2 separate regions of the Mus musculus genome follow, and region 2 is linked to region 1. The links are chromatin loops, found by intact Hi-C in ENCODE. Cell type or tissue: gastrocnemius. All regions are shown on one strand. Each heading gives the region's core, and the rest is flanking DNA. Links, peaks and the distances in the headings are about the cores only. Region 1 overlaps Sgpp2 (sphingosine-1-phosphate phosphatase 2). Region 2 has its middle 83 kb from the start of Gm26263.

Region 1 (16,027 bases), core at 4,986-12,985:
GGCAAGAGAAGGCACTCCCAAATGCTTTGATGGTCAGTTAGCCAGAAAACATGCTAAAGACGGGGTGCTGTGCTAGATTACGGGCCCGCGGATGACCCCAAGGACACAAAGACTTTAATTAAGGGGCTTATTCACACCCCGCTAAGTTTGGGAAATTAAGCTCTTCTTTGTGCCTAACTGGTGTTTCTTTTGTCTGCACTTGCACGTGTATTGCAATAGAGAGCAACATTTCCCAAAATGTGTTCTGCCTTGGAAACGCCATTAACTGTGCCAGGTAAACACAAAACCTTGAGTTTACCATCTCAAGGAGTTCATGCGATGTGGTGGGAACTGGTGTGCTGGAGCGTTCGGTGCTTTTACACAGGAGGAGAGAATGCAGGTTCTGTAGAGGCTGAACCTCAGTTCCCGTTCGCAAGGCGACGGCAACTTCTTCTGTAGGCACAGCATGCTGCCTTTTCTCCGCTGGGATTAGAGAAACTCAGTCTGGCTTCCATCAAGGTCTGACTTTCTGAAAGCCTAGGCCATGGCCTTCCTGTGTGACTTTGTGTTTTTAGACAGACTTTATCAGTTCTAGCTGGAGCTTTTGGGTCCCATCATCCACCTGGGCACTGAGCAGAAGTGCCTTCCTTTGGCCAGCGGTGGACATTGTAAAGGAGAGTTTCTGAAAAGAACTCCAAAGGAGTTCCTGTGTCTGCAGAGACCAATGGATTGATTGCAATGTCAGTACTGTGTATCGTGCAAAGATTTGAACTTCATAGGTTCAGAGACTGACTAATTACTTTATCTTGGGCTAGTTTTAGCCTTATTTAGTGCCCCACTCTGTATCTGAACTAACACTTTGACTCATAGAACTGTTAGAGCTAATATCTTGTGATAATAAATTTAAAACCTCTTAAAAGCTCTTAAGAGAACACTAGCTTCCCTCCATCCATCCATGAGCTAAGAATGTCATCAGATACTATTCTAGGCCTGTAGAAAACCTCTACATTTCTGCCCCCTGGTGCACCATCCAGCTTAAATTCGCCTTGATTTACTATTCTGTAAAACTACAAAAGCCCTGGGAAACTGGGTTGTTGTTGGTTCTATGGTGGAACCTGGAATTTGGGGTAACAAAGGTGTATTTTCCCAGGCAGTGGTCACTCAAAAGAGTGGAGAGCTGCGGTTGACAGTAACTCTTATCTTGAAGGCCTTGGGCTCATTGCTGCCCTATGTGGGCGCTGCCCCCCTTCCCACTTTCTGTTCATGAGGCAGTTCTGACTGGGGAGTTTGATTTGATCTATAAGTTTCTAAAATACTAAGGAAGCTTCTGTTTCGTAACTTCACACGTAGTTTCCAGTTCACCTGTGGCATCTAGTCAAGTGGCTTCTTAAGGTTCTTTCTGCCCTTGATAGCAGAAGGCCCATTTGCATGCTTCCCAGTTTGTGTATTTGGAGAACAGAGCCTTAGCTTGTTCTAATTGTGAGATTCTTAGGTGGATGTTCATGCCATCATCTGAACTTATTAGAAGCGAAAACTTGAAAAATGGTAGTGAAAAATAAAGTTGTCACGGCAAGTGCAGGCGTGCAGTTGAGCAGAGTGGATTGATGATCTAGAGATTGCAAATTGGGTTCGTTACATGGAGAGTGAGGAGCCTGGTGGCTAAGGAGCCTTTGAGCAGCAGTTGTGACTTTGGGCCCAGTGAAAGTGTGAACTTTTGACATTTGAATCCTTTTTCAATACTCTTTTACCTTGGGATATGTTAAATAGTTTTGAATATGGATTTTTCTTTGTTTTTCTCTGGAAAGAGAGAAAATTGCATTTCTTGATATAAATATTTTTGTTACTATCTATCTACCTGATTAATGAACTAAAGCAAAATCTGGTCCAAGTTTATCGGCAAAGTAAACCTGGCAACTGAAGAAGAATATAACTGAATTTTACTAAAAATGCTGAATCAAATGTTGTTATATGAAGTAAAAATTCTCATTCCTTGTCTTAGGCTTTATTTTGCTAACATTGTCAGAACCAGCACATCTGGCTTAGATTCTAAAATAGTTTGGTTTTATGCTTCAGTAACAATGAATCCAATCAAATTGGAATTGAAAATAGATAAAAGGAAAGCTTCATATAGCAAGGCTGTCAGGAAGGTCTTGGGTATATCCTCTCCCGGTGGCCTTTAGAGCAAGCCAGAGTCCTCTCAGGAGTGTCCTTGTCCTCATCAGGAGCACCCTCATCGTCCACTGCTGCTGCTTATGTGTGCAGCCTTACAGCTCTGTCTACAGGGAGGACGGGTGTGGGGTGCTGAGTGCACTTGGGGAAAGCTGCCTTGGCTTGTCATCTGAAAAGTTCTCTTCATTCTGCCTTGAAGCCTCCCTCCCTCCCTCCCTCCCTCCCTCCCTCCCTCCCTCCCTCCCTCCCTCCCTCCCTGTTTTTCTTGTTGTTGTTGGGGATGTAGTTGACAGTCTTGTCTGTATGGGTAGTGTTGTCTTTTAAGTTGTATTTTCATTTCACAGGATAAGAGTGTGTCATCTTTATCAGATTTAACCATAATTACTATCCTAGCCATATTCTTTATATCTATCCAGCTTGGTTTCTGAATTGTTTTATAGCATTCTTTTCCTCAACCCTTTCCTGAGTGTGGATTAGGGCACAGAGCCAGCGGTAGCACTTAAATGGAGTTTGTGGGATGGCTTGCTTGGACTGTGAAGCAGAATCACTTAGCTTGATGAGATGTGAAAAAAATAGTTTAGCCATGTTGCTTTGGGCTGAGAATGACAAAAATCTTTTTCTGTTCTTTCCTGAGAATAGAAGCAAGTATCTCTACACCTTGACTGGGCAGTCTTTGTAACTCTTGTCTCCATGGTATTAGCCCAATAGTAGTAGAGCCCCTGTCCACCCCTCCCACTCTATATTCTTAATTATGCTGACCTTGGAGCTATTAGAGACTCAGCAGTTTGCTCCCCCATAAATAATGCACTCACTCTGAGTGGCAGACTGCAGGCTTGTGGCCCAGTTCTGCTGTGTATTTATAGTTCAGGCCAGTAAACATTTTGCTTGAATCCTTCAGGAGCTGTGGGTTTGATCCCTTTTCAAGTGGGTGTTGATAGAAATGAATCAGCATTGTTTTTTAAACTACTGCAGAGTCCAGCATGTTGATAAGCCTGGTAATTACCAGTGGCACTGGTAATTTAGTGGCTAGGAAGTGGGTGGCCCAGCTTGGTGGTTCATTTTCAGCTGGTAAAGCCTCCAGAATGGTTACTGGGTGGGAAGCTGGAGCAGAGCTCTGGCAGCAAATAAAGAGAGCTCTCTGCCTGCCTTGAAGTGAAGTCGGAATCAGCTAAGACCAGTGTGGCTCTGCTGTGGCCGTCACCGGAGCTTTACAGATGGCGTGCCCGATATGCTTAGAGGCAGATCTCTTTTCAAACAGGGACACAGGCTGCATCGTGGAGACGTGGCCTATGAGCACACGTGCAGGTCCCTGTGGCTGTGGTATTTCAGTGTGGGCTTCTTGTGTAATAAAGTGAAGTATGACATGCTAAGGAGTGAATGGAGCCACAGTTGCCTTCGTAGCCAGCAAGTACTGATGTGGGAAACCTGCTTCTGTCTGTTCTGTCCCTGGAGGCTCCTCAGTTTTACTTCTTCTCCTTGTGCCCCTAAGAAATGATGACACTCCTGCAGCCTCAAGAACAGGGCTCTTATTCTCACGATTGTTTCCTGGTGTAGCTGTTAGTGCGCCTTCATACTAGCAAGTGCAAGGGTGCGCGGCCATGCAGACAGTGGCTTAAAGAAGAACGGTTATTTTTAAAGGAGACTTGTAGGCTTTTAGTGTTAAATGGCTATTGACTTTTTTTTTCAGAAGGATCATTGATTTTTCTCCCACTCTCTGTTTCAGGTTCTGCCTTTTTCCCTGGACGGTGTGCTGAGATCTTTGTTGGAGGTCAAAGCATTGGGAAGCTAGGCGTCCTTCATCCTGATGTTATCACCAAATTTGAGCTGACCATGCCCTGTTCCTCTCTGGAAATCAATATTGAGCCCTTTTTGTGAGGTTGGTCTCTGAGTGTCCCTTTCTGCTCCTGTGGTGTCCTTCAGCCCTCTTTTACAGCACATATCCATTTGTGCGTTAATGTTTAATAAAGTGAAATGTGCTATCTGACTCCTTGCGTAGCTGCATTAGGCCAGCGTGTGGAACAGCTGGTGTGTATCTGCATGTACCACATTGGGGAGAGGTGCCCTAGACAGGCAGGGTGAGTTCTGGGAGCGGAAGTTTTGCTTGGCCTTCAGAGTATTGGTTACTTCTGACTCCTCCTGAATAGAAGGAAACAACTCATCAACTAGAACACATGTTGTACAGCCTTAAGCCTTTTCTAAACCTGATAAGTATTAATCAATAAAACATTTTAGGAAAATGTTTTCAGAATCAGTATGACCAAGCAGTGACAACCTTTCAAGTCATCTTTTTTAAGTTGATTTATATGTGAATATATGTGTATCTGAGTGGTGTGTCAGTCTGTGAATATGTGTGAGTGTTTTTGTATGTGTGTATATATACAGTTTATTACAACTTTATAAGACAAGGTTATTCGTCCTCCTCAGGATACAGATAGAGAGCACATAGACAAACTGTTACACACTCCTTAAAATGGCCACTCTTGGGGCTGAAAAGGTGCACCTGGATTTAATTCCTGAATTCCTGTCACCCACATGGCAACTTACAGCCATCTGTAAGTTTAGGTCTGACACTCTTTTCTGGTCCTCAAGGGCACCAGGCACGTAAGTGGTATATAGATATACATGTAGACAAAACACCAATATATATTTTTAAAATGTAAAAAGGGCTCATGTTTAAATGATGGACCGGATATTGGTGGTCCAGGTGGAACTGTTGCATTCTGCTGTTGAGAGGATATAAAATGATATAGCCAGGAAAGGAGTTTGGTGGTTTCTTGAAACCTGAAACACCATCTAGCTGTTGGAACTGCATGATCACACAGCAGTTTTTATGCAGATGTTCAATGTTATATATAGTAGGTCACAGACCACATAGCCTTTCTATGAAGGGCATGCATTCCTTATAAGGAATGGACTCCTGATAACATAAATGAGCCCAAGCATGCTAAGAGGAGGAAGCCATACATACACATGGTCCTATTGATGTAGACGAAGAAGAGATTGTGGGGGCTGGTGAGGTGACTGGCTAAGAGCACTAACTGCATTTGCTGAGGCCCTGGGTTTGATTCCCACCTACTTGATGGCTTACAACTGTAACCCTGGTTCCAGGGGATCCAGTACCTTCTGACCTGCTCGGGTGCCAGGAACACACATGATTGATACTTAAATCTTTAAACAGGAGCAAGTTGAGTAGAAACTAGCCAGTCACACAGTGGCTCCTGCACTAAACAAGAGAGGTTCAGTGGCTCAGGAGGGAAATATTGCTGAGAGCTGTCCTGTGTTGACCTGTGTTTTTGGTATTGATGCTGCATTGGTGTGATTGACTCTGGCTCTTTCTTCCACTTTACCAGAAGGAGAGTAATGACCTGAAACGACATATTAACTGCATTAAGCTAAATAGAACCTCATTTAAAGGATTTGACCCAACTGATAACACCAAAGTTCTGTCCAGTTAGGTTACGAGGGCTTTTGAGTAACTTGATATATGTTACTGTGGACCAAATGCCCTTCCTTCTCCAGTATACTCAGTGTGATGGTTTTTACAAGTGAGGTCTTTGGGAGAGAGTCAGGGCTGGATGAGGTTATAAGATTGAAGCCTTCCTGCTGGGATTAGTGGCTTTCCAGGGAGACACCAGAAAGCTTGCTTTCCCATCCCAGTGCGTTGATGACAAAGAGGTCCTGTGGATATAGGGTCAGATGGTGGCCTCCTGCAAGCCAGAAGAGCCCTTATGATTAAGTACTTGCCAGTACCTCGGTTTTGGATCTTTATTCTCCAGAATAGTGAGAAACAAACTAGCGTTCTTTCTGAGACACTGTGCCTGTGCTATCTTGGCAGCCATAAAAGAAAATGGAGATTAGCGTGTGTAACAAAATCCAGGGTGTCAGTACACCTCTAGGAACTGAGGCAGCTTCAGAAGGTACCTGCCAGATGTTGCTGTGGGAAGCATGGCCTTCTTGGCTAAAAACAGTAACAAACAGGCCGAGTGTCCATGACAGACTGTGAGTTCAGATCCTCTGTGTGGCTTTGAATTTCCAGCAGGCAGAAAGAACAGCGATGTGGGCAGCCTGACTCGGTTGAATTAGCATCTCCAGCAATGGGCTGAGAGGAATTGTGTCTGGCCAAGCAAAGTCCTGTGCTGGGTTTTTTTTTTTTTTGGTCTCTCTTATGACTGCTTCAGTGCTCTTAGTCAAGTGTTTTTCTGTTTAAGGAAGCCAGGCTAGGACTGAGGCGTGGTTGTGTGTTAGAAAACCTTTGAAACAGCTCAGTTAGCGAATGTGAGAAGGCAGGGCCCCAGAGAGGAATCAGAGGCCTTCATGCAAATGAGCCCTTTCAGAAGAGTGACAGGAAGGATACAATGTGCCTTTTTGATACCACACTTGGTGGCAAAGGAACTTACATTCCAGAAGCTGCCACTTTCTGTCAAGAAGGAGGACACTATGCTGGCCCTTCAAACAAGCCCTTCCTAAGAGCCAAGGCAAGATGGTTCTGTTAGAGGCAAGTCTGGGTAAACTGCTCACTGGGTTCTGGGCAGATAGGGAGTACACACCTAGACAGAGGTGGGTGGGTCCATCAGAGATCTCAACTGTGAGTTTTGGGATGCTCATTTATAGAAGGAGCACTTGGAGTCACCTGAAGCAGGATAAGCAGACAGGCACCCCACAAATAAACTGCTGTAGGAAGATTGCTGGGGGGGGGGGGCGCGACGACGACAGACTCTGGAGTATATGGGTCACTAGGAAGCCCAGGGCTAGGGTTTGTATAGGGTGTAATGGATGTCATTCATCTTCTAGAACCTTCTACAGCTCTTTATCAGTGTCGAAGTGAGATGAGTTAAGATGGTCTTTGTTTAGTGGGCTCTGCATAATTTGTTCCCTCAGGGCCACCCATATGGTTTCCAGGTGACACAGCAGCAGACCAGAGTCCCCTATCCTCTCTGGGCACATTATGAACTCCTCTTAGGTACATGTATTAAGGCAGCATCAGGTTGCCACCCCCACCCTCAGTGAAGAGAGGACCAGTTGGACTTGTTACCAAAAGGTTTGGCTTTCTTTGAATACCTTCACTGGGAAGAATCTGGCTTTGCCCCACCCCAGGCAATCGTGATGTCACACAGTAAGAGGAGAAAGGAAGGCTAGCAGATGTGTTGAGTGTGGAAAAAGTGGCAGCAGCCGGAACTCCTAGCGCGCCACTGTTGCATTTCTTGTTTGTTTTTGCATGCCACATAGACAGGCGTGGAGAAGGAAGAGGAATGTCTTTGGCTTCATATAGCTCCCTTGTCTCATGTGGCTATGGTTTTTAAAAATTTAACATTCTATGCATGGCCCACATTCATCTCCCGTCTTAGTATGCATGTAAGTATGTGAGTCTGTACTACAGGTGTGCACCACTTCATGGAAACAACGGATGTATAGTAAGACCAAACTAATTTATTAAAGTCTTATGTTTGTGAGGAAGGAAGAATTGCCATATGACTTTGGAACAGCAAAGCATACTGAAAGTTTACAAGACGAGCAGAGCACTGAGCAGATGGCTGACTGGGTTAAGGGGTGACTGTGAAAGCTAGAGGACCTGAACTTGACTTCCCAGAACCCGGGTAAAGGTGGCACATGATGTCATGTGTGTGAGCCCAGTACTAGGAGGCAGAGACAGGAAGATCCAAGGAAGGGGCTTGCTGGTCTGGCAGTCCAGTCAAAATAGTGAGCTTCAGGTTAAGAGGAAGACTTTCTCAAACTTACCGTGGAGAGCAATAGAAGATGTGTGTGTCAGGTGCCCACACCATCATACACACTCATACAAGCAAAATAAACACACGTGGTTTGTAGGAGAACCCTGTCTAAAGTGAAGCGTGCTTGGCTTGGGTCCGTGTAACCTTGTGCTGGAGAAATAGATCCGTTCATGGGGAGACAAGAAACCCTGTCCACAGTGAAAGAGTTTACAAGCGTTGTCTGAGGACTGGATCGGAGAAGCCTAAGGATCGTGGTGTGCACAGGTTCATGTTTTCTAACTAGGGAACCCGGCAGCGGGCAGTTCAGAGGTGCAAGGGTGAAGGTATCCAGGGCACACTGAAACACTTGAATCAGGATGGCAGGAGCCTGTGAGAACACCATACCTATCACCCAGTTCTCACATGGTGACCATGCAGGTTTGTTCTGGCTTTTCCCTGTAAGAGCCCGGGCAGTGCCTCTGTCCAGCTGGTCCCTAGATTCCGAGTATCTTCTTGTACCTTCTCACCCCACTGCCTGGGCAACCTGGTCTCCCCTCCAAGCCTGGCTTCTGCAATGCCCTCTATAAAGACTGCACTTGCTCTTGTTCTCATGTCCAAATTGATACTTGTCCTGCTGCCTCCCATGGCCTGGTCTTTTCCACACAGCCTTGGCGGTTCAGCTCTGACTTAAAATTTTATGAACCTGTGTCTTCACTGACCTGGGAGAACTCCACAGAAAAGGCTAGAGCTTTGACATCCCTTAGGTGCCCAGCGCACGAGTGACAGTATACACAGTTCTTAGTATAAATGTGGCCTCACTTAACCCTGTACATAACTGGGGAATCTAAGAACAATCTTCTTTGAATTGCGAATCAAGGTGCTTAAAGCCAGACAAAGCATCACATACAGTTGGGCAAGCTTGACTGGGGTGGAGGGGGTGCGAGGAGTGTTTAAACACCTCAGCCATTTATCTACGAAAACATTCTAGTTCTCTAAGGCTAACCTGGGTCCCAGACTGAGACCTTGTCTCGAAAAAGAAAAAAAAGGAAGAAAAAAATCCACAGAAACAAAACATTAGATTTTAAAGCATTTAATAATCATACTCAAACAAAAAGATTTTATTTTAAAAAAGAATAAATTTACATACACTGCATAAGCAAGACAGTTGAAAGCTTCCAAAATAGAAACCTGAAACACGTGGTCTGAAATACCACATGCTGTGATTATCCTGGGAAGATGAGTTGTGTATTTCGGCAAGAAAACCCAAGTTACCAGGCACAGTGTCAAGTGGTTTTAGTGGCTATCATGAAAGGTATTAGGTTAAGGGTCTTGCCTATGTCTTTTTCCAGCATAAGGTACAGGTCTGAGCAAAATGGACAGCGGCTTGGAAGGCCGGTTCTACATTGATGACTTGGCCCAGAGTAGTAGCAAGATGAGAAAAGGATGTGTTATTCTTCCTGATTCCCAGAGGAAGCTAAAAGCTTTGGTGTCCGCATAGGACAGGCCTAGACTTAACAGGGACACATTCTGGTGACCAGGCCAGCCCAGTGCAAGAGGGCCTCTGGACTAAGACAAGCTAAGCCAGCAGGGGGCACTCTCTCTCCAGAGAGAAACTGACAAAGTGTTTTGAAAAGAGACCCAAGAGAGACTTTACTAGGATGCCGGTGCTGCTCTGTAAGAAGTGAGTTTGGTGAATTGAGAAGGCTCACCAAAGGCAAAATGTGATCAAGCCATAGCATTTAAAATCAGTACTGTAGGAATCCAAAACTAAACTTGGCATCTACAGTGAATACTTTCTCCCTCCCTTTTCTTGTATCAAGTCCATCCAAGAGTGACCAGTCATGACAAATTCTTAGGACACTGTTTAATGTTGTGTGGCTAATATATTCATCCTCCATCTAAATTATGTAAACACAGCCTCGAATGCATTCACTCAGTTGTCAACTTCCATGTTGTTGGGCCTTAAACTTCCTAATCACCACATCCACCGCTGTGACAATACATACAGCCCTTCTGTTGCAGATACACGTAGAAGAAGCTGAGCCTTTTGTCATTAGGCTTCAGACAAACCAACTAAAATCACCTGTGTGAATATAAGCCAGCATTACAAGCTCTAGTTTGGTAGCTTGGGGGTTGGGGGAGAAACAACAGAAACAGCCATGCACAACTGGAGGCTGGCCTAGGCAAGCACACCTGTAAACCAGGGCTCCAGGCTCCCCAGCCACGGAGCTGAAATACTGTCAGCAAAACCTGGCAAGTGCTAGGCCTTTGCATTCCTGTTCTTAACTATGACGAAGAAGAGAAGAATTGTCAAGTTAAAAATGGGCATTTTGTTAAGAATTATTCTTTTTGTTTGTTTTTCAAGACAGGGTTTCTCTGTGTAGCCCTGGCTGTCCTGAAACTCACTCTGTAGACCAGGCTGGCCTTAAACTCAGAGATCTACCTGCCTCTGATTCTAGGATTAAAACCATGCCCAGTCCAAGAATTATTCTTCAGGAATTAAAACACTACATTCAGTACCAAAGAACATCATTCCAACCATAGACCATGGGACATACTCAAAATCAGAGAAAATTTTGGCTTTGGTGTTTACACTGAATGCAAAAGTTGGAGCCTTAGCTCTTTTGGGGGTCAGAGGGTGATTTGTCCAGTACGAGCATATAGTGAAGCACTGGCTTACTGACACCATCCCTCAAATGACCAATGACTACCACTTACTCGAACCCTTCGGGATGTCATTGCATCTGGTGCTTATTCCGAAGTGCTGAGCCCAGGGAAGGAGGTCTCTGCTGTGGGTGTCCTGCACACCTTCTTAGCTCTAAGGAGATAAGGAGGACCATTCTAGGGCTAACAGGAGCTACAGTTAACCCGCTTATTCTCTCCAAATAGGCTGCAGCTTTTCTTGTGCTAAAATTCTTCAGGTCTAAACATCTTAAAGTTCTTAACTGAAAAATCTTGCCAAGAAAGAGGTAAGAAGGAGTGGGAAGACTGAGAGGGAGTCCCTGATTTTGTCTAGAGGGTGAATAACTGAAGACATTTATACAAAGTAGCCAAGCAATGACGAAAGGTAAAGTCACAGGGATGAGGCAGTGTGTGAGGGCTTCCAGAGGACGAAGCTCATCCATTCTTGTGCTGATTCAGTGTCTTCCAGGCTTATGTGGAAGCTCAAGCAACTGAAGGTGTTGAAGGCGAGGCAGGTGAGGGCAGGAGTCGCAGCGTGTCCTCATTTCCACCTGTGAGGAGCTGGCAGCCCGTCGTGCGTTGCTTACACTAGTGTGGAAACCGAATCACTGGATGCTGTGGACTGTCTGCAAGGCAGATCAGCATCTTGCTTCACTAATAGTTCCTGGAGGAGATGAGTTGGTAAATAAAGCAAGCTCTTCCGGTGGCCTCATGGCTCTGCTACTATCTTCAGTGTCCTCACAGGAAACTTTATTTTAGAATGGTCTCACCACCCACTCAGGGACAGTCCAGTCTGATGACAGCACAAGAAGCCATTCTGTCCAATGAGTTGAGATTTTCCATGGTGCCACCCTTACTCCCAGACCAAACTCCAGTTTGGGGATTGAGACTCGGCATCAGGCAAGGTTGTAACTGAAAAGACTATCCTGCCTTCATAGTACCTCAAGTCTACTGGGTCTCTGGAGCTTGGTGGGGCTTGTAACCATTGCAAACTGGGCCACAATTCCTGTCCACCCAAGACCGTGTCCCAAGTCCATGTAACAGAAAGGGGAGGGGTGATCTTGCAGAGCTCAGCTGTGGTTTGAGCCTGGTGTCCTTACAGGTGAATCCCACAGCAGCCGTATCTATGTTACATCAGCAAAACAAAACTATGACTTAGGGTTTCCTTAAACAGGAGGCATTGAGATTACCTGAATCGACAGCGTTCTCCATTTTGCATCTCGCATTAGCGGACTAGTTCCTAACTGTCTTGGGCTCAGAGCAATCCCAAAAACCTGTGCAACATTGGCACAAAGGTTGTGGCACAGATGCCAACAGATGTGTAGGTAACAAACTTGTAAGGGACTTCAATCTCTAGTCTTCGCCTGGCCTCCTTGTTCCTAGTAACCACCTTGAACCATGAGAATAATACTTGCAGGGAGAGCTTTTGCACCAGTTGGCGAACCAAGAGGATCAACATGATTCCCACCATAAATTTGGTCAGACCTAAAACCAGCATGTCAGTGGTAAGGGGTGGGATGTTCTGAATGACAGGAAGAGATGGGGTGGGCTTGGACACGAGCTGGAAGAAATGGTTGATCCAGAATCCCAGGGTCACTCCAGCCCCAGCAGCCACGATGGTGGTGGTGTCTGCCCTGGTCGGGCTGTAGTAGTCAGACACAGGGTAATTGTAGCACAAGAGGAACGGTACAACTATGACACACACAGGGAAGAGGGGGCTGGCAGAGTCCAGGGAATCGATGAGGGTCCAGGCAGGGTAGGTCAGAGCAATGAGGACTGCAGTGATCAGAACGCCACCCAGGATATCCTGCCAGGAGAGAAAAGAAAAATGCCTGCTTAGCACGGGAAATGCAATCTCTACATGGTTTTACTTTATAGTATGTATGCAAAGGAAGTATAGATCTAAGAATTTAAAGTGAAGATAGGAAATACTATACATAGTCACCATGCTATGGTGTCACATACTCTCTTACAAGAGCACTTCTGTATTTCAAGAAGAAATTTCTGAATTTCTTTCTGAGTGAGTGGTTGATAGTTTCGTTGCCATGTAATCTTATTATATTCCCCTTATGTCACAAAGAATTGTCATAGTCTTTACAGGTGGCACCACCCTTTTTTGGCAGATAGTGTGAAGGCTCTAAACTCTTTACTGAGTTAAAAAACAAAACAAAACAAAAAAAAATCACCCTGAATAGTAAACATTACCAGATGGGTGACCCATTAGGTCCTTCAACCCACTTGGCTAGAGTAAATACCACAGGAGAGATGTGCATTCCTGAAAGTAAAGAAACTGGGCAGTTTACAGCAGAAACACTATCACAATGCACTGTGCTTTCCAGCACTTCAGATACTCTATTATTTACTCAGAAGAAGATGGAAGAATCAAATCATATTGGGGAGAAATGACAACTGGTGTTTCTGTGACTCCTGGTATTTGAATGTTTATAGGAGTTGTATTAATAATCACCCCACACTGGAGACAACCCCAGATTCCTGACAGGATGAAAAGGTAAAAAATTCTGTGGCACAGTCAGGTCCTGGAATACTTTTCAGCAATTAAAAAAAAAAAAAAAAAAAAGCAATGAACTACGGACGCATAGTACAACATGGATAAACCCTCCAGGAAATGCTTCTGACTGGAACACGCCTCCAAGCTCCAAGGGTTACATACTGCCTGGTTCCACTTATATGGCCTTCTCTAAAAGACAAAAACATCAGGGACAGAGAACAGTTATCAGCCATTGCCTAGGGGACTTGGTTTATCCTGTGTGACCAAAAAGGATGTCATGATGCAGTCTAGGGATAATGAGATTATTCCATACTGAGACGGTGATTATAAAAATTTATGTGGGGGGCTGGTGAGATGGCTCAGTGGGTAAGAGCACCTGACTGCTCTTCTGAAGGTCCAGAGTTCAAATCCCAGCAACCACATGGTGGCTCACAACCATCCGTAACAAGATCTGACTCCCTCTTCTGGTGTGTCTGAAGACAGCTACAGTGTACTTACATATAATAATAAATAAATCTTTAAAAAAAAAAAAAAGAATTTTAAATTAAAAAAAAAATTTATGTGTTGTGCTAGACTTCATAAAACTTTGAACGATTACATTATATGGTGTGTGCACATGTGTGCATGTGACAGCGGGCCTGTAGACGTCAAAGGGAGTTGGGTCCTTTCCACCATGTGGTTGCTAGGAATAGCTCAGATCATCAGGTTTGGTGCTAACCAGGCATCTTTTACCCGTTAAGCCATCTTACCAGTCCCAAATTCATAAAGTCTTATGCCAATAACTGTCAATTTTTTAACTAAGAAAATACTTTAAACAAATGAAAATGGAAATGCTTTCAGGCTCTTTTGGTCCCATCTAACACTGCCAAGTGTTAGCTGCTGCATTTTAAGGGACCCCCAGAGACCTAGAGAGGCTCCTAACTTTGAACTCCTACCTTCTTAGACTGTGCTGAGGATCTCCTAGAATCTGTGCCCCACCCAGTCCTCAGACAACATCCTGTTAGCTGGGCATGGTGGTGAATGCATGGTGACGCATGTAGGGAGTCTCAGCATTTGGGAAGTGGAGGCAGGGGGATGGTGAGTTCAAGGCCAGTTTGGGCTCTATTGTGAGACTCTGATTCAAGAAACCCAAGGGCAAGTTAAAGCTGTTAATGAAGCCATCTTCCACTCATCTGTGTGTAAAATGTTGCATGCTTCGTGGGGCAGAAACTTGTCAGTAGCTTTTAAAGTACAGATTTCTCTTTTGAACTAGCAGCCTCACCCGGGGACCTGGCTCAGGAGCTGTAACTGCCAACAGCTGAATCAAGGTTGTCATGTTCTTCATGGTGGGGTTGCTGGTCATGGCAAGTCCCGCTCTAGGAGGAGCATTGCATTTAACTGTTTACACCACAGGACACTGCTGTGACAGGAGGATTCTCCAAGCAGTTTTAAAAAGGTCAGGTGGGCCTGGGCCATTGGGGTAATGACGAGCAGAGCTTTCTACTGACTACATTCAACCCCTCTGGGAACATATCCAGATGGAGCCTGATTTGACTGCTTATGTGGGAAAAGCCAGTGCCTTCAGTGAGGACTGCAGCTGCCAACGCTGTCCTGTTGGTACCTGAGAAGAAGCAGAGATGCTTTCTCCATGACTAGTGGAGTAGACACAAAGTCTCCACTCACCAAGCACTTGGGTTTGTGTGGAGTGAGTGGTCAGGAGCACAGACGGTTCTCAAGGTTGTTCAACAGTCCTCGTTGACCAAGAACGCACTCGCACGGCTCAGCGGCTAACTCAGGATGCGGGATCACCCCAGTAGGTGGAGTTTGTCCTGCTCAAGTTTCTCTGCGATTGAAATGGGGGTCAACATGTATGTTTCCGTTGGATCCATCGTGGATAGAGCTCTGTACCCAGAAAGCTCAGCAACGGGAAGGAACTATGTGAGTGAGAATATCTACCTTGTAAAAAGGTACACAGGGGACCTCCATCTCGAGGATGCCATTCATGTGCCCGTCTTACCTGCCAAGAGCAGGTGACAGAAGCTAACAGGAGCTGGGATCTGTGAGGCAGACAGCTTTTGGAGGCTCTGCCCACCTGGATTTAAAGATCTCCTGGCTGCTATAACATTTTAAGGAACTGAATAGACAACCCAATTTCAGATAATATATTTATTTCCTTGCATGGCTTTAGAAACACTTTGTTGAGCAGAGTTTTTACATGCTTATTTCTACACGGCTTAAAAGGATGATGTTTTTAAAATGACACAGCATAGCAAACCGTTAAATCCTCCAATAAGTAACGAGGCAAGCTGCTGGGTAGTATATGTAAGACATGGTTCTATTTTGACTGACAAAAAGCTTGGAACACAGGCAGGTACATATTTGCAGAGCAGTGCACTTGGGTACACAGTAGGGAAGGGGACTCCACACTGGAATTCTCTATCACCTGGATGTGCTTTTTATTTCCTTTGGATTTATGTGAAATTGAATTAAGCACCTGAGTCTGCCCATGCACGGCGGGGTGAGCAGGGACCTCCGTGCAGAGGGTCCGCTGAGGACCAGAGTATTTTGTCTATGTGTTTAAAGGAACACTACTGTTAAGAGTTGGAGACAGCTCGTCACCTCCGCCAGTCTTGACCCCGAAGGAAGTCAACAGGGATAAAAGGGGCATTTGCCTCATCCACAGAGATAAAGCAGCTCAGGTCCCTTCTGGAAGAAAGTCTCCCAAGGCCAGATGGCTCACTCTTCCTTGGCCCTCCAGCCATGGTTGCTCTTGCGGCTGCCTTGATGGCTGCAGGTCTCATGGAGACTGACAGATTAATCAGTCGAAACTCTCTTCCCAGAAGGTCCTAGGTTGTGCCACACTCTTCCCCCATCTGATCCAGAGTGCAGCCAGGAATCTACACTCTGCATAGTCCCCAGCATAATCTGGATTCAGTGAATGTAAAGTTAGAACAAAAGTAAATAAACCCAGGGACAGCAGCCTAGAGCCTGAGCACGGTCCAAA
Region 2 (16,027 bases), core at 4,316-12,315, 440 kb after region 1:
AATATGAACTAATCAGTAGCCCGGAGCTCTTGTCTCTAGCTGCATATGTATCAAAAGATGGCCTAGTTGGCCATCACTGCAAAGAGAGGCCCATTGGACTTGCAAACTTTATATGCCCCAGTACAGGGGAACGCCAGGGCCAAAAACGGGGAGTGGGTGGGTAGGGGATTGGGGGGGTGGGTATGGGGGACCTTTGGGATAGCATTGAAAATGTAAACGAGGAAAATACCTAATTAAAAAAAAACTCACCCACACAAATAAAATAGAGAGAAAGAAATATTTTCAGGTTAAAGGATACAAAGCACTGTGTAAATGTATATACTTTTCAAAGAAGGGAAAGTATAAACCACAACAAGTTGGTCTCCTTCATCTAAAGAACAAAGCCAGCAAAAACAGGTGAGGATTTGGGAAACATCAGTTTAAAATAAGAGGAGGCATGGAGAAGACTCCGACATGTTCCTTAAGGATTTCACAAGACACTCGGGACAAAGATGCATAGGAATTCTCATAATGTTATGGGATGTATTTCCTAAAGACAATTTAAAACTGATTCTAGAAGGCTGTAAGCACCAGAGAGCATCCCTTCCCTCCTTCTCCTTCCTTCCTTCCTTCCTTCCTTCCTTCCTTCCTTCCTTCCTTCCTTCCCTCCTTCTCCTTCCTTCCTTCCCTCCTTCTCCTTCCTTCCTTCCCTCCTTCTCCTTCCTTCCTTCCCTCCTTCTCCTTCCTTCCTTCCCTCCTTCTCCTTCCTTCCTTCCTTCCTTCCTTCCTTCCTTCCTTCCTTCCTTCTCATTCCTTCCTTCCCTCCTTCTCCTTCCCTCCTTCCTTTTTACCTCCCTCCCTCTCTCCCATTTTGTGTGCCCATGAAGGATATCAGATATATTCCTGTCTTTCTCTTTACCTTATTTCTTTGAGATGAGCTCTTCTACCTCAAGCTTGCTGTTTGGGCCAGGCTGACGGATGTAGAGCAGGAAGATCCCAGGATTTTCCTATCTCTATTTCCCAATTCTGGTCCCAAGTTTACAAGCATGCTTGTTCATGACTGGCTTTAAAAATAATGTTGATATTTGTTGTAGATAAGACTCTGGCCTTTGTGCTTACAAAGCAAGCATTCTTATTATCAAGTCCTCCCCTTAGCCCTCTGCACATTTCCTTCTGCTGAATTTGCTACCACTCACTCACTCACTCACTTCCTTGCTCTATTGGGCTGGGAGCAGAAGATGCAAAGATTTAATACAAAGTCCATACCCTCAAAAAAAAAAAAAAAAAGAGTTGCATTTGAAGAACGGAGAGACAACCAATAGCACAGGAAGAAGGTTGATGGGGGATGGGCTCTGTAAGAAAGTAAGACACCATGAGAGCATGAAGCAAACTGGACAGCTCAAGATGCCTGGGCATGCTGATGGCGGTCCTAGAGGAATTAAAAACACACAGGGATGAAGATGGGGGAGGATGTTCTCGGCAGTGTGAATATCTTGACTATGGTCCCTGGAGTGGGAAGATGAGTGAGAAGGATTGTTGGAACCAAGGGGTATATTATTACTGTATATAACTGTATATAACTGTATATAACTGTATATAACTGTATATAACTGTATATAACTGTATATAACTGTATATAACTGTATATAACTGTATATAACTGTTTATAACTGTATATAACTGTATATAACTGTCAGCCGGGATTCTGAGGTCATCCTTTCTGAGGCTGGGGTGGAGACAAAGAAACAAGAGCTAGATTTGGCTTCTAAAGTCCTCTAAAAGAGATTTGCTGAGACTTCCAGGACAAAGGTGTAGTAGAGACAAAGGCAGGAAGATAAATCTTACCAGACTGTAACTTTCTACTGCATTATGAGTAGGAAACAAAATGGCTCAAAAGCAACCATTGGGACTGCAGTGGTTTAAATGTTCCCTTTCAGAATCTGTGGAGAGAACTCTCCTCTCACTATTAGAATACTATAGTCACCTGTCAGCCATTGTGCCAGTGTTTTCGCTGTAAGTTCTCCCCTCTCCTGACCTCTGTCTTCTGTTTGCTCACCTGTCACATGGTAGCACAGTATAGAGCCCCTCCCTCATCAAATGCTTCCACATTGCTCTTGACCTTCCCAGCCACCAGGAGCCCGAGCCAAATAATTGTCTATTGTTTATGCTTTAGCAGGTCTGTGGTATCACATCTGAACAGCAGAACACATATTTAGACAGCAAGCAAGCAGAATGAGGCAATGACTTGGCTGTGGGAAGGGTCAGAGATGCCAGGATGGGACCAGCACAGAGTGTTCCTGCTGCTCTCAGGGCACCACATGCTACAGGCAGGACTGCTTCCACAGGATGCTGCTCTCACTCTTACCAAGTCTGCTTGTTGGTCCTTCCATTATTGATGCCCCTAGGGGCTCTTCGCTTGCCTCACTGTGTACGTTTCTGCCATCTTGTTCCTCATCCCTCAACCCTCGTCAGAGCAGCTTCTTACAGTCAATGGCAGTTAAGACGAGATCCAAAGCTGGTCAACATGCAGAAAATACGAGATTTCAAAGCTCTGAATTGGGTGTCTATATTGTCCCCTCAAAGTTCAGAGATAATTATAGAAGAGCAGGTGAACGAATTTTAAGAGCCAGAGGCATTGGATATCTACAAAGAATAAGTATTTGCCAGATGTGACAGCGCTGTGCTTTGACATGATGTCTCTGTCTCTCTGTCCTGCCTCTATCTCTGTCTCTCTATCTCTGTATCTTTGTCTCTGTCTGTCTATCTGTTTTTCTTTCTCTCTCTCTCTCTCTCGCTCTCTCTCTCTCCTATACACACACACACACAGAGGGAGGGGGAGAGAGAGAGGAAGGAGAGAGGAAGGGGAGAGAGAGAGAGCGAGAGAGAGAGAGAGAGAGAGAGAGAGGGAGAGAGAGAGAGAGAGAGAGAGGGAGAGAGAGAGAGAGAGGAAAAAACCTTGGGTGCATGTTAAGATTAACACAAGCTATAATCCCAGCATGAGTTGGGGAGAGACTCATGAAGTCTACCCTGGCTGAGGAGCTATTGTTGATTTATAGCCACTGGTGGAAGGAACGCCAGTTTTTTGATCTTAGACTACCCCCCGAATTCCCTTCTATCTGGACCATCAGTGTGGAATCCAGTAGCATCATCCAGATACTCGCTGAGGTCAAGACACAAGACATTGTTCAAAAACAAAGCAAAACAAATATCATGTTCTTTTTTAAATTGTCTGTGGCTCCTAGATTCTATTTGGTCACACACAATGCTATAATAATGTCTGTGCATAAGGAAGTGAAAGTTGAAGTGGAATTCTCTAGATGGTCAAAGGGAACGGATGGGAGGATGAGGTGGGGGGTCAGGTTAATAGGAGAATATGTTCAGCATAAAGCTATACCACTATGAAGATCGATAAATAAAAGAGAGAGAGATGTGCCACAGGGAGACTGGGGTAGGATGCTGCTATTAGACTGGGATTCTGTTTCTTCATCTTGTATATATCTGAACCAGATCCAGGGCAACTTTAATCCTTCTGGGTATCCCTTAACTGTAGCATCAGTCAGATAACCTGCTCTCTCCATCTCTGTTATGGTCAGGACTGGGTAAGTAGCAAGAGATAAATGTTCCCCCAAGTAACCCTCGCAGGATGGCATTCATCTCAGGTGCACATGGCATAGAAGTGAGGGGAGGTAAAGTGTGAAGGCCCATGCTCCCTCCAGAGGGCAGACCACCCAGCTATTCTGAGCATTTGTACAGAAAGGCTAATAATCTACAATACACACACACACACACACACACACACACATATGTATATGTGTATATATAATCACATTGAGTTTAAGGTTAGTCTGCTTACATCCAGTAAAAGAGATAAGCCCTGAGGAAGAATAAAGTCGGCCATCTGATTGCTTAGAATACCGAGATTCATAAATTTGTATGGTTTGGCCCAACTTTAAAACTTTACATCTGCAAAGTTAAGAAATAAAACCCCAAAGCATGTGGGGCCTGAGAGCCAGCTCAGTAAGGAAAGGTGTGAGCTGCCAAGCCTCATGGCTACAGTCCTCTAACCTGGACCACACAGTGGAAGGGAGGGAGTCCCATATGGTGATGGGAAAGAACCAGCTCCCATGAGCTGCCTTTGACCTCTATGCATGTGCCATGGCATATACAAACCTATACACTTAAACACACACATGTACCTCAAATAAAATAGTTGTTAAAGTAATTATGTCATTGTTAAATAAGGGGGAAATGTTATCGAGAAGTACAAGAAAACAAAAATTACGAGGATAATGTGCGTTAAGAGCCCTCAAATACCCTCGATCAGGTACCCACAGAATAAATGGTACCTCCCTGGTGTTTGTTGAATTCAAATACAAACTCATAAATCACAAACGACAGGAGGAGAACGAATGCTTAAGATCCGGACATCCGAGGATGTTCAAAAGGAATGGAAAAACAAGAGCCATCAAACGCGCCACGGCTATGAGGTCAACCCCTTGAAGTCGACTTTAGGAAAAGCCTTGATCCCTGAGCCCTGGACAGATGCTGTGACTACTTCCACTTCCTTCGGGACAAACAATTAACATCCAAGCATCTCTTGTTCTGCATCCAATCAGAACCACCTAAAGGATTTAAACTATCATGGAGCACAGTGCTGTGGAGCTGCTGGCTGGCTGGAGGGGTCTCATAAATGTCACCGGGAGGACTCCTAGCAATCGGGAAGACAAGAGACAAAAATAATAACAGTAATTCTTTACTCTCACATAGCATCTTTCATCTGAAGGGCTCAAAGGCTCAACGTATTTTACAGATGTTGTAGCCATTAAAATGTATACAGCAGACATTATTCTCCGTGGATTACAGATGGGGAGGGGACCGTAATCCTGTCACTCAGACTAAAACTGGAATAAACATCTAATTATCCTTGAGAGGAATTCTTTCTAAATGCAGCCCCCTCTTTTTGCAGTTTCTTATCGCTTCTGAGTGGACAAGACAGGTCTCTTCATTGGGCCTGGTATATCTGCTGCCAGCATCCGAATACTGAAACGAGATCAGATCAGAATCTTTGTCCCAGACGAAACATATTTAACCTCTCAAATCTTTCTTCAGAGGCCCAATCTGTCTCATTCTTACAACCTGGAGGTGGTTTTCAACTACAGTAACTGAAACCAGGGCAGGATGCTGCTACTTTTAGGATAGGGCAATGACTTCTAGTTCCCTTGTCCAAAATATTGTTTCTTTTTCTTTCTTTCTTTCTTTCTTTCTTTCTTTCTTTCTTTCTTTCTTTCTTTCTTTCTTTCTTTCCTTCCTTCCTTCCTTCCTTCCTTCCTTCCTTCCTTCCTTCCTTCCTTCCTTCCTTCCTCCTTCCTTCCTCCCTCCCTCCCTCCCTCCCTCCCTCCCTCCCTCCCTCCCTCTTTCTTTCTTTCTTTCTTTCTTTCTTTCTTCCTTCCTTCCTTCCTTCCTTCCTTCCTTCCTTTCTTTCTTTCTTTCTTTCTTTCTTTCTTTCTTTCTTTCTTTCTTTCTTTCTTTCTTTCTTCTTTTTTCTGCTTTGATGTAGCAATTACACCTTTTCATTTTGTTTCTGTCTGGTTTTGCTTGACAGTAGTACTAGGGTAAAGTCCAAAACTTTACTCAACACTGGGCTAGCATATGAGCTACAGCCCTACCCCTTACATTTCTTTAAAAGGTGAAAAATGAAAAATAAAGAAATGATATTAATCGAGAGAAAAACCTCTTCCATCTCATGATAATAGCTATTTTTGCATTTACTGTTTTTCTTCATCCACCTTAACCTCGTGCCGGAGGGGTGAGGTGCGGCTCTGTATTTTCTAGTATGTAAATAGCTTTTGAGATCGCTGCAGAAGTGTCCTCTACTGATTTTTTTGGGAAAGAAGCACCATGATTTGAGGCACATAATAAGGTGCGAATCTGTGATGCAATTGCTCAGCTTAGGAGAGAACAGATCTGTCTCCACTATCCCCCTTCTGCTCTGAGAATGTTTTGTTAAACATCTTTTCATTCAAAGTTTTTTTTTTGTTTGTTTGTTTTTGTTTGTTTTGTTTTTGTTTTTCACTGCAAGGACTTTCAATAAGAGTCTTAAAAATCTATTTTTAAACAGCCTCTCAGGTGGTAAGTAGTGAGTTAAAAGTCTCAGTGTCTATATCAATCCTACTATACTCTACTTAGGACCAACTTTTCTCATTGTTTGAATTAGTCCAATGTTAGTCTTGCTTTTAGAATTGAGTACAAATGTCCTCCTTAGCCCTACCCCCCTGTTTCCTCTCCTTAGCAGACTAAATGCATTCTCCTTTTAGGGAACCTACGCTTGACTAAAGGATGATATCTAAATCTAAGCTAGATTAATGGAATCTCGATATGAAGCTAGCCACTATTCACTCTTGTGCTTACAGAACTTCTCTTGCCTGTGCGTTCAGACCACCACTTTATTCTTTAAGATGTCCTTGTAAGGTAAATAAGAAATACTATTAATAGGTTGTAAAGCGAATACAAGGCTTGGTGTCCTGGCTGAGACCCAGGACTGATGCAGTGAATGGTGCTGCTCCGTTTTCTAAGACCTCTCCTCTAAGTCTCAAAGCCACTGCTGCAGGCATTGGATCAACCTTATTCGAATTCCCCAGGCATTATTGCCTTTCTTTCTGCTGTTCTTAATATTTGTATGATTATTTATCCTGTGCTCAGAGAGCGGTGGAAAAAAATCATTTAAGCCAGTTGTTTGGCAATATCTAGGAGAGGAGAAAGCAGTCGTGAATTTAATCTGTTCTTAGAACTAAAGTGATTTTCATACATGTCAAAAGAGTCAAACTAGTTTGTGCACGCACTCCCCACCTCAGACAGACTGCTTGTTGAGGGCGATATATTTCAGCTAGCTCCGGTATCTTTGGAACCTTATTTATAATAAAGCTCTTGGGAAAAAAAAAAAAAAAAACATGGGCAGAGACTAGAATTCCTCACTCTGCCCTGCTGATAGGTTTCTCTTCTTTCCCACTCATAGCAGGACTTTTCACGATCTCTGTACATCTCAGTATGGAGATTCAGATTCAGTCTCTGTCTCTTTTTGTCCATCGCATGGCCATCAAGCTTACAAAGTCAGTAACTTTGTAAGCTGGCGTTCCTCCAGGGACCCTTGGAACCAGGGTGTCTTGTCCTGGAAATCTTTTTCTTTGGCCCTTAATGATCCTTTGTCCCCTTTTCAGAGTAGGGACAAATTTAAAACCACAGCTGGAAGGAGAGGGATTTTTTTGGATAAAATGTAGTTTTGAAAGTTTTGGAATCAAATGCAGTTTTTGGAACACAGCTAAACAGCTCACCAGAGCTAGGTTGTGGGGTCCCTGGAGGTACGCTCTCCTGTGCAGCCTGAGTTGGTCATGTCTATTTAGGGCAAAATGCGGGAGAAAGTCGTTGTAAGGGCAAACTCGACTTGGCAAATTAAAAAAAAAAAAAAAATTGGACGGGATTCGTTAGTAGAAACGCAGCAGATTATTAAACAATGAAACCTTTTCAAGTGAGAGATAAAGTAATAGAAGGTGGCAGGGGAGAGGCAGGAATGTAAAGAGAAAAATATCAGGGGCAGACCCTGATAAGATCTTCAGGAATCTGAGACAGATGGGGTGCTGGCTTGTTGTGCTGTCTTTTTTGCTCAGGACTGAGTTCTGGAACTTTCCAGTAACTTCTGCTGTGACACAGACCCCACCCTGTTCCTCTCCTTTTCCCATCTTATCCTGCAATGGGGTGGGGGTGGGGGTGGGGGGTGGGTTCCTATTCCTGACACCTTTGGTTGCTGAGAGGCTAAGACCACATTCTTGTCTGGCCTGTTTGACCACCTGAGAGTCATTAAGCAGTCTCTCCTCTGGTTCCAAAATTCTGTTTTCCTGGAACATCTTGTTGAACTGGAAGGTCCAGGCAGTTGAGAAACCACTACTCACACCTGAACAAATCAGTCTGTTTTTTTCCTGAAGTGTAGTACACGCTTGCCTCCTGGCACCCGCTCAGGTAAATGGCAGATCCAATCATCTGGCTGAAGCAGACCGTGGTGAGGTCATTATCCTGAAGCACTCTGTTAGGAATCTCAGGGAACCAAGGACTGCTAGTCTAATTAGGCAAGCAGTTCACGAGGAAGAGGCCAGAAGAAGAAGAGATTTGAGGGTTATCCAAAATATGTTTAGAAAAGGCCAGTCTACCAGCAAAGGGGGGGGGGGGTGTCTCCCAAATAAAGAGAAGTTCTGGAATATTAAACCTTTTTACGACATATAAGCAGAGACAGAGACAGAGAGAGAGGAGAGAGTCAGATGGAGAGAGGGAAAGGAGAGTCAGAGAGATGGAGACAGACAGAGAGAGAGAGAGAGAGAGAGAGAGAGAGAGAGAGAGAGAGAGAAAGACAAATTTCCTCATTGGCATAAAGTGGTACCTCTTAAAGCCAATGGCAAGTGCATGAAGTGTTACTCTGGGCCTTGGCACTCTTGCTGGGAGTATCTCCAAAAAGACCCAGTCCTCCATCAAGAAGCAGATGTACACGGGAACAAGACAAGAAGGTAGTTGTGTTTTGGTCTGGCCTAATCTCACTCACTTAAGAATGCTAAGATTTAAGCCAAACTTGTTAGCTGGTGATCTTCCAGCTAGTTGGAAGGCTGAGGCAGGAGGATCCCAGCCACAAAGCCATCCTTGACAGTCTGGTAGCCTGGGTAACTTACTGAGACCTTACCTCAAAATAAAACTTGAAAATAGGATTGAGGGTGTAACTCAGCTGTAAAGAGTTTGCCTGGTATGCTCAAGGCCCTAATTACAGCAAAGATTTCCCAGTGCCAGTTCACTCTTTGCCTCTGTCTGCCCTTCTCCAAACAAGGCCACGTGTCCCTGCCCCAGATCAGAGACTAGGCTCCTGAGTGCTGACTCGCCCATCTTTTTTCTCTTGTCAAAAAAGAAAATGTCCATGTCATTAACAGTCTGTGCTTTTTGACATTTTTTATTGGCTATGTTATGTATTTACATTTCAAATGTTATCCTCCTCCCAGGTTTCCCTTGAAACCCCTCCTATCGCCTTCCCCTTCCCCCTGCTTCTATGAGGGTGCTCCCCAACCAACTACCCACTCCAGCCTCACCTCCTTAGCATTCCCCTGTGCTGGGGTCTAAGCCTCTATAGGACCAAGGGATTACTAGATAAGGCATCCTTTGCTACATAGCAGCTGGAGCCATGGATCCCTCCATGTGTACTCTTTGGTTGAAGGAGTTTGCAACCCCATAGGAAGAACAGCAACCAGGCCCCCACCCCCACCCCCCCCAAGAGCTCCCGGCTTTTTGACATTTTCAACTTTAGATGATATATGATTGATATTGAGAACATTAGTTTATTCTGGGGGTAAAAGTTTAGGTTAAGGTAAGACCAACACAGGTTTGGCTTTGGGCAGACATAGAGGTATAATTGCTTAGAGTAACCTAAATCATGAGCCTTAACCCCAGTGATCATCTCTTTGATTCTCTTTCCTTCCTCCCCTCCTCCTCCTCCCCTCTTCTTTTCTCTCTCCCTCCCGTTCTTTCCCTCCTTAGCCCACTTTATCCTCCTCCTGAAACTTTTTGATATTTTGAGATAGTATCGCACTATGTAGATCAGATTGGCATTGAACCCGAGAACCTTCTCTGTCACTCTCCGAGTGCTTGGATTAGACATGGGAACCACCATGCTGGGCCCTGATGGTGGTTTCTAAAATGTTGAAAGAACGAGCACACCACTGGTTTTTCAATGCTGCTCTTTTCTTTTGATCAAAATGCTAAATGCGATAGCTTCGGCTCACTGGCTCACTTTATGTCATTTAAAAGATGCTTTTAAAATTTTATGTGTATAAATGTTTGTCTCTGTGTGTATGTAACCCACATCCACATGCATGACTTTGCCTGTAGAGATCAGAATAGGGTGTCAGAACTCCAGGAGTTGGAGTTAATGATAGTTGTGAGCTACCATGCGTAGGTGCTGGAAAACAAACATGGGTCTTTTCAAGAGCAGCCAGTGCTCTTAACTGCTGAGCCATCTCCCCAAGTCGTATCATTTTATGTTATCTTATGTGCAATGAGCAAAATTAAGGAAAAATCAGTTTGGAAGAGACTCATCAGTGGGACTTGTGCACTGGGAATGTGTCTGTATTGTGCTTCTCGCTTCTATGTTACTTCAGCTGGCACTGCAATGAACAGGCTTATTTCAGGAGACAGTTTTAAAACACAGTTACATTTTATTACTCCTTTAAAAGTACATTGGCAAAGTCCACATCACCAAGGAGTGTGTTTAATTTAATCTTTTACTGAGTGTAGCCCTTGTCCTGTTTATGACCCAAGACTGATGCCTCAGCCCATAAATGTGGCTTCTCTGAAGCCATACTGAACATACATGCAGCCCTCCGACAAGACAGCATTTAACAACCTTTTTTTTTTTTTTTAACTAATCGAAAATTGCTTCTCTCAAGTTCCCAGAGAGGCATGGACGCTAGCATGGCCCACGCTTTGCTGGAAAAGCACAGGATGTTTTAGAGAAGGTAGTTCTGACTGCTGGAAAACATCTTGAATTGTTGAAGGTCTAACAGACTCGAGAAAGCCCCGGAGAATCAATGGAAGAACAACACGATGTAATGGCTTTTAAAAGATGGGAACCAGAATGAAAAAAAAAAAAGCTTTAATTCATTTCAGAAAGAGATGTCAACTCAGTGTTTGTGGATAAAGTTGCCAGATAATCTTTCTCAATTCCAAATTCATTTTTGGGGGTTTGGAAACCAGACAGTGTCAGGCACCAAGAAAAGTCTCAAACAGTTGGCGCCATCTAGTGGTTGTGAAGGACAAAGCCAGAGCGCGAACCGATTCCAGGCTAGTAAGCCCACACACTTCTGGAAATAGCCCTGTAGCTTTTCTGCACGGGATTCGGGTTTGCATGGTAAGTACTTTTACATACTGGGTTGTCTAGGATGCTTTCCCAGTAAGCACTTATCATAATCCTAATAGTGAAGTGGCTCACCCTTTCTAGGATCTCAGAGAAGTATCTGATTCAAGGTCATTTGGATGAAGTGAATAGGCGACAAATTGAAGTTTTCTGGTAACTATTCAGTCGTGGCCTCTCCAAAAGCACACAGCATTCTCAGAGAACACTTAAAAGGGAAAGTAAGCCCTTGGAGAGATGGTCCTTGTAGAAGATCACATCTCAGTTCCAAAAGTCCCAATAGGAGCCTCACAATTGCCTGTAAACTCCAGTTGCAGAGGCTCCAACACCTTCATTTGGCTTTCTCGGGTACCTGCACACACGTGATGCATGCTCAAATAAATATGAAAAAAGAAACTCACAAATATGAATCCATTTGACCTTTGTGTAGCATGTATACATGGGTTTTCAAAGAATTATTTTAAATATACTTTATGTATAAACCAAAGGGCAGAGAGACCCTTCCATCGTGGAGTGAAAGTTCCAAACATGATGATGAGCATATTCGTCTCAGCTCCAAACTTCGTCTCTGCAACTCCCTCCATGGGCGTTCCACTCCCAATTCTAAGAAGGGGCAAAGCGTCCACACCCTGGTCTTCATTCCTCCTGAGTCTCATGTGCTTCGCAAATTGTTTCCTATATCTTGGGTATTCTAAGTTTCTGGGCTAATATCCACTTATCAGTGAGTACATATCATGTGAGTTCTTTTGTGATTGGGTTACCTCACTCAGGATGATGCCCTCCAGGTCCAACCATTTGCCTAGGAATTTCGTGAATGCATTCTTTTTAATAGCTGAGTAGTACTCCATTGTGTAAATGTACCACATTTTTCTGTATCCATTCCTCTGTTGAGGGGCATCTGGGTTCTTTCCAGCTTCTGGCTATTATAAATAAGGCTGCTATGAACATAGTGGCGCATGTGTCCTTCTTACCGGTTGGAACATCTTCTGGATATATGCCCAGGAGAGGTATTGCGGGATCCTCCGGTAGTACTATGTCCAATTTTCTGAGGAACTGCCAGACTGATTTCCAGAGTGGTTGTACAAGCTTGCAATCTCACCAACAATGGAGGAGTGTCCCTCTTTCTCCACATCCTCACCAGCATCTGTTGTCACCTGAATTTTTGAGCTTAGCCATTCTGACTGGTGTGAGGTGGAATCCATCCCATAATCAGCCTCTAAATGCTGACACCATTGCATACACTAGCGGGATTTTGCTGAAAGGACCCTGATATAGCTGTCTCTTGTGAGACTATGCTGGGGCCTGTCAAACACAGAAGTGGATGCTCACAGTCAACTATTGGATGGATCACAGGGCCCCCAATGGAGGAGCTAGAGAGAGTACCTAAGGAGCTGAGGGGATCTGCAACCCTATGGGTGGAACAACAATATGAACTAACCAGTGTGCCCCCCCCCCCCAGCTTGTGTCTTTAGCTGCATATGTATCTGGCCTTGTTGGCCATCCGTGGAAAAAGAGGCCCAAAGAGGCCCATTGGTTGTGCAAACTTTATCTGCCTCAGTGCAGGGGAACGCCAGGGCCGGGAAGTGGGAGTGGGTGGGTGGGAGAGTGTGTGTGTGTGTGTGAGGGTGTGAGGGACTTTTGGGATAGCACTGGAGATGTGAATGAAGAAAGTACCTAATTAAAAAAGAAAAAAAGAAAAAAAGAAAGAAAGAAAAGAAGAGAAAAGAAAGAATGAACATATTCTTATACATATAAAAGAAAGCAAAGCAAAACAAAAACCATGGCAGCCCCCCCCCCCAATATATTGCAGTTGTGTGGAGAAAAAAAATGGGTGTATTGCTGTTAGAAGAATCCACGTCAAAAGAGAAATAACAATTTAGTGTGTCACAGCAGAAGGCACGATGAGGGGGGTTTTGTTTTATTGTATTTTATTTCATTCTATTTTGTTTTGAGACTGAGACTCATTGACTAACCTAGAACTTGTCCTTAAACTCTCAGCAGACTCCAAGTCAGGCTCCCAAGGGCTGGGATTTACAGGCAAGCACAGCTGAACCCAATACATGGAGTTTTTGTGTGTATGTGAGTGTGTCTGTGTGTGGGAAGGCACAGGTAAGTGTAGGTGTCTGTGGAGGTCAGAGGTGTCAGGCCCTTCTGTAACTGAAAGTACAAGTGATTGTAATCCATACAGTGTGGGTCTAGGGACCCAAACTTGGGTCCTCTGCAGGAGCGACATGTGTTTTTGATTATCGAACCATTTCTGCAGCCCCAAGACACAGGTTGTAGAGTAGAGACATAGCAGTAATCAGACTATGCCTGCTCTGTTGTAGAAGTGAGCATGGCCTTCTGGGTTTTGCTTGTCTTGGGTGTAACTAGATTTTAGGGAAGCACACTGTGACCCGGTATAGGACAAGCCACCACCATTTGTGAGCCGTGTGGCTGAGCACAGCGTTCTCACTCATGCTGTGGTAAAGGTTACAAATGTCTCAGAAGCTTTTGTGACAATGAAGCAAGTTCATGCTTGGAAGCTTCTGCCATAGAGGGCGGTCCTCAGTGGGCGCGTGAGGAGTCTCTAGGGGATGTGAAGCTGAGGGTCCTCAATGGGCGCATGCGCATGGGGAGTCTCTAGGGGATGTGAAGCTGAGGGTCCTCAGTGGGCGCATGCGCATGGGGAGTCTCTAGTGGCTGTGAAGCTGAGGGTCCTCAGTGGGCGCATGCGCGTGGGGAGTCTCTCGTGGATGTGAAGCTGAGGGTCCTCAGTGAGCGCATGGGGAGTCTCTCGTGGATGTGAAGCTGAGGGTCCTCAGTGGGCGCATGCGCGTGGGGAGTCTCTCGTGGATGTGAAGCTGAGCTTCTTAATCACTTATATATGGAGTTAACCACGGAGGCAGTCGATTCCATGAAGGAAACAGCTCATCTGTAATATGGGATGTTTTCTGTCGAGGAAGATCGTGAGGAGGGTTAGTGGGAGATCATTTAATACAATTCATGCGTGCAGTTTCTATTGTAACAGGAGTTACGAAATGGGCTCTAATGTGAATTTGTGTTGATGAGGACTTTGCATTGAACCAGACCCTTTAAAAATGTTGAACATTTAGATTGAAAGATTGCTATATATTTTTTATGTGTGTGTATGTGATGGCGTGTTGGGGGTGGGTGCATGTGTCCCTGTAATGTGTGAGTGTGGAGGCCCCAGCAGTTATTCCTCTTGGTTTTTGAGAACAGGTCTCTCACTGAGATCTGGGGCTTGCTGCTTAGGCTAGGTTGGCTGGCCAGTGAGCCCCAGGAACCCCCTAGTCCTCCATACCACGGTTTTTAATGTGTGTTTTGGTTACCTGACTCGGGTCGCTATGCCTGTATAGCAATCACTTTACCAACTGGTTCACCTCCTAAGACCAGAGACTATTAATGTTTTTATTAAGCGTTCAAATTGCAGAATACATTGGTGAAAGCTTTACAAAATAGCAGAAATGTTCAACTCAGTGGAATATGTAGCAATTACACTAAAGGCACCTTTTCTTAATTAGGGGCTCATAGGTCTTCATAAGGGCATCTCCAAATGCATATATGCACATTTCAATATTTTGCTGGCTTCAGTAGGACCAAAAAGTCATGCATACACCAGTCATGAAGTACAGTATCTTTAGAATAAAAAGCATTTCCAAGGACTAGATTCTTCCATAAACTTGACAATTATCTGGCTAAGTGTGATTCTCTGGGTTGTACTTAAGACCTTGAAAGAGAATGTGGTGTTACAGGTGCGACCAGATTGCTATTAAAGGATGGGAGTTTATCCTCCAGCATTCTTTGGGGGAAAGTAGGAGTCAAATGTGACTCCCTGGTCTCATGTCGTCTTTACCAAGGTATTCATTCACAGAGCTAGACAAATAAATACCACTTCTAAACTTACAACATGGTGCTTTGCCTAAAGACGGCATTGATGATGAAGCACCAATTATTGCCACATCACGTATAGCAAGTGCATCCAAAGTATTTTCATTCTTTGAAAACACACACACACACACACACACACACACACACACACACACACACTGAATCCTCATCAATTTTTCTTAATTGTGGAGTAGCTGGCAAATTTCCCCAGCTTTCTTTGAATTCTTCAGAGAGAAATAAGAACTTTCTCTGCCCAAGCGATTTGGAGCTAGTGGCTTCTTGCTGTGTTTCTATCTCTGTTTAGTATGACTGCTCCTTGAGGTGGGAGCCTGGAAACCAAGCTGTGGACATCACCAGAACCTCTCACTCCCCTGATGGATGCAACCAGAGCTTTTAGCCTCTTTCTTAGTGGCACCCTGACACTCCCTCTTCTGGGATCATCCCCTTCTTTTGAGCTGCTCTGGGCTTAATTAGAACAGGCTCACCTCTCTGTCAGACTCAACAGCTGATCTCCAGGTCTCTAATTGAGATACTTTCAGCTAAATCAGCCCAGCAGGAAGGGGTCTCCAATGGAGCCCCTGGCTTTCTATAGCCCTTCCCTGCTACCCATCGGCTAAAAACACAGTTGGCCCTTGAGGTTTAGACTCCATCTCAGGAGAAACATGTAATTTAAGCTCTCAGAGGCTTATGGTGGGCTTGCAAGCAGATAAGTCAAAAAGAGGGAGATGTTTTGTAAAAAAAAAATTGCAAAGCTTGCTTTTGATTAAACAATTTAAAGAACACACTGCTTAGGTAATTTAGGCGAATTAAGCAAAATGAAGCAGCTTATGTGGGTGCTCATACAATGAACATTCATTGATTTCCATTCTCTGGCGAATGCATAGTCCGGCTTCGTGTGTAGATTTCCAGGCTGATGAGAAACAAGAGCGTTTTCCATACACTCAGCAGCACTCAAAGCCAAGGCCCCCTCTACCTGGGTGCCCACTGGCCAGGCTTTGAGTACGTCATGACTCGGAGAGGGATTGATCTTACCTTCTTGCTGGATTTTCTGCAGAGGATCAGACAGCCACAGGATTCGAGTTTCACTACTTCCTACACACATATTATATACATGGTCTATATTTTTACACAGTCAGATGTACTCCATAGGCCCCAGCAAACTATTATACCCGAGGTGACTTGGGTGAAGGTAGGGGTTTGTAGGCCCTTAGACTTTAAGGAAAC

What was found. Hi-C counts contacts between places; a loop is a spot of excess contacts. Peaks named below come from ENCODE experiments on the same cell type or tissue, not always from the same donor. Only the 100,000 strongest peaks of a DNase experiment are listed, where the experiment ranks them.
Region 2: it touches region 1 in a loop (5-fold over the local background); 33 of 42 quality-filtered maps call a loop at or near these places.

What each region holds. Positions count from the first base shown.
Region 1 is chr1:78,413,190-78,429,216 of GRCm38, reverse strand. It overlaps Sgpp2 (sphingosine-1-phosphate phosphatase 2), which reads right to left. Exons shown (of 5, transcript NM_001004173.2): 5 at 8,931-12,342. The coding sequence ends at 11,791. Farsb (phenylalanyl-tRNA synthetase, beta subunit) reads left to right here. Exons shown (of 17, transcript NM_011811.4): 17 at 3,872-4,472. The coding sequence ends at 4,023. It also overlaps the pseudogene Gm19072. Among named protein-coding and RNA genes, the nearest start is that of Gm51634, 64 kb to the right of the region's middle. In gastrocnemius, for the core only: a CTCF peak has its summit at 9,436 (motif pointing right); a DNase peak (open chromatin) is centred at 9,438; H3K27ac peaks cover 382 bases.
Region 2 is chr1:77,973,660-77,989,686 of GRCm38, reverse strand. No RefSeq gene overlaps it. Among named protein-coding and RNA genes, the nearest start is that of Gm26263, 83 kb to the right of the region's middle. In gastrocnemius, for the core only: a CTCF peak has its summit at 10,802 (motif pointing left); DNase peaks (open chromatin) are centred at 7,113, 7,973 and 10,807.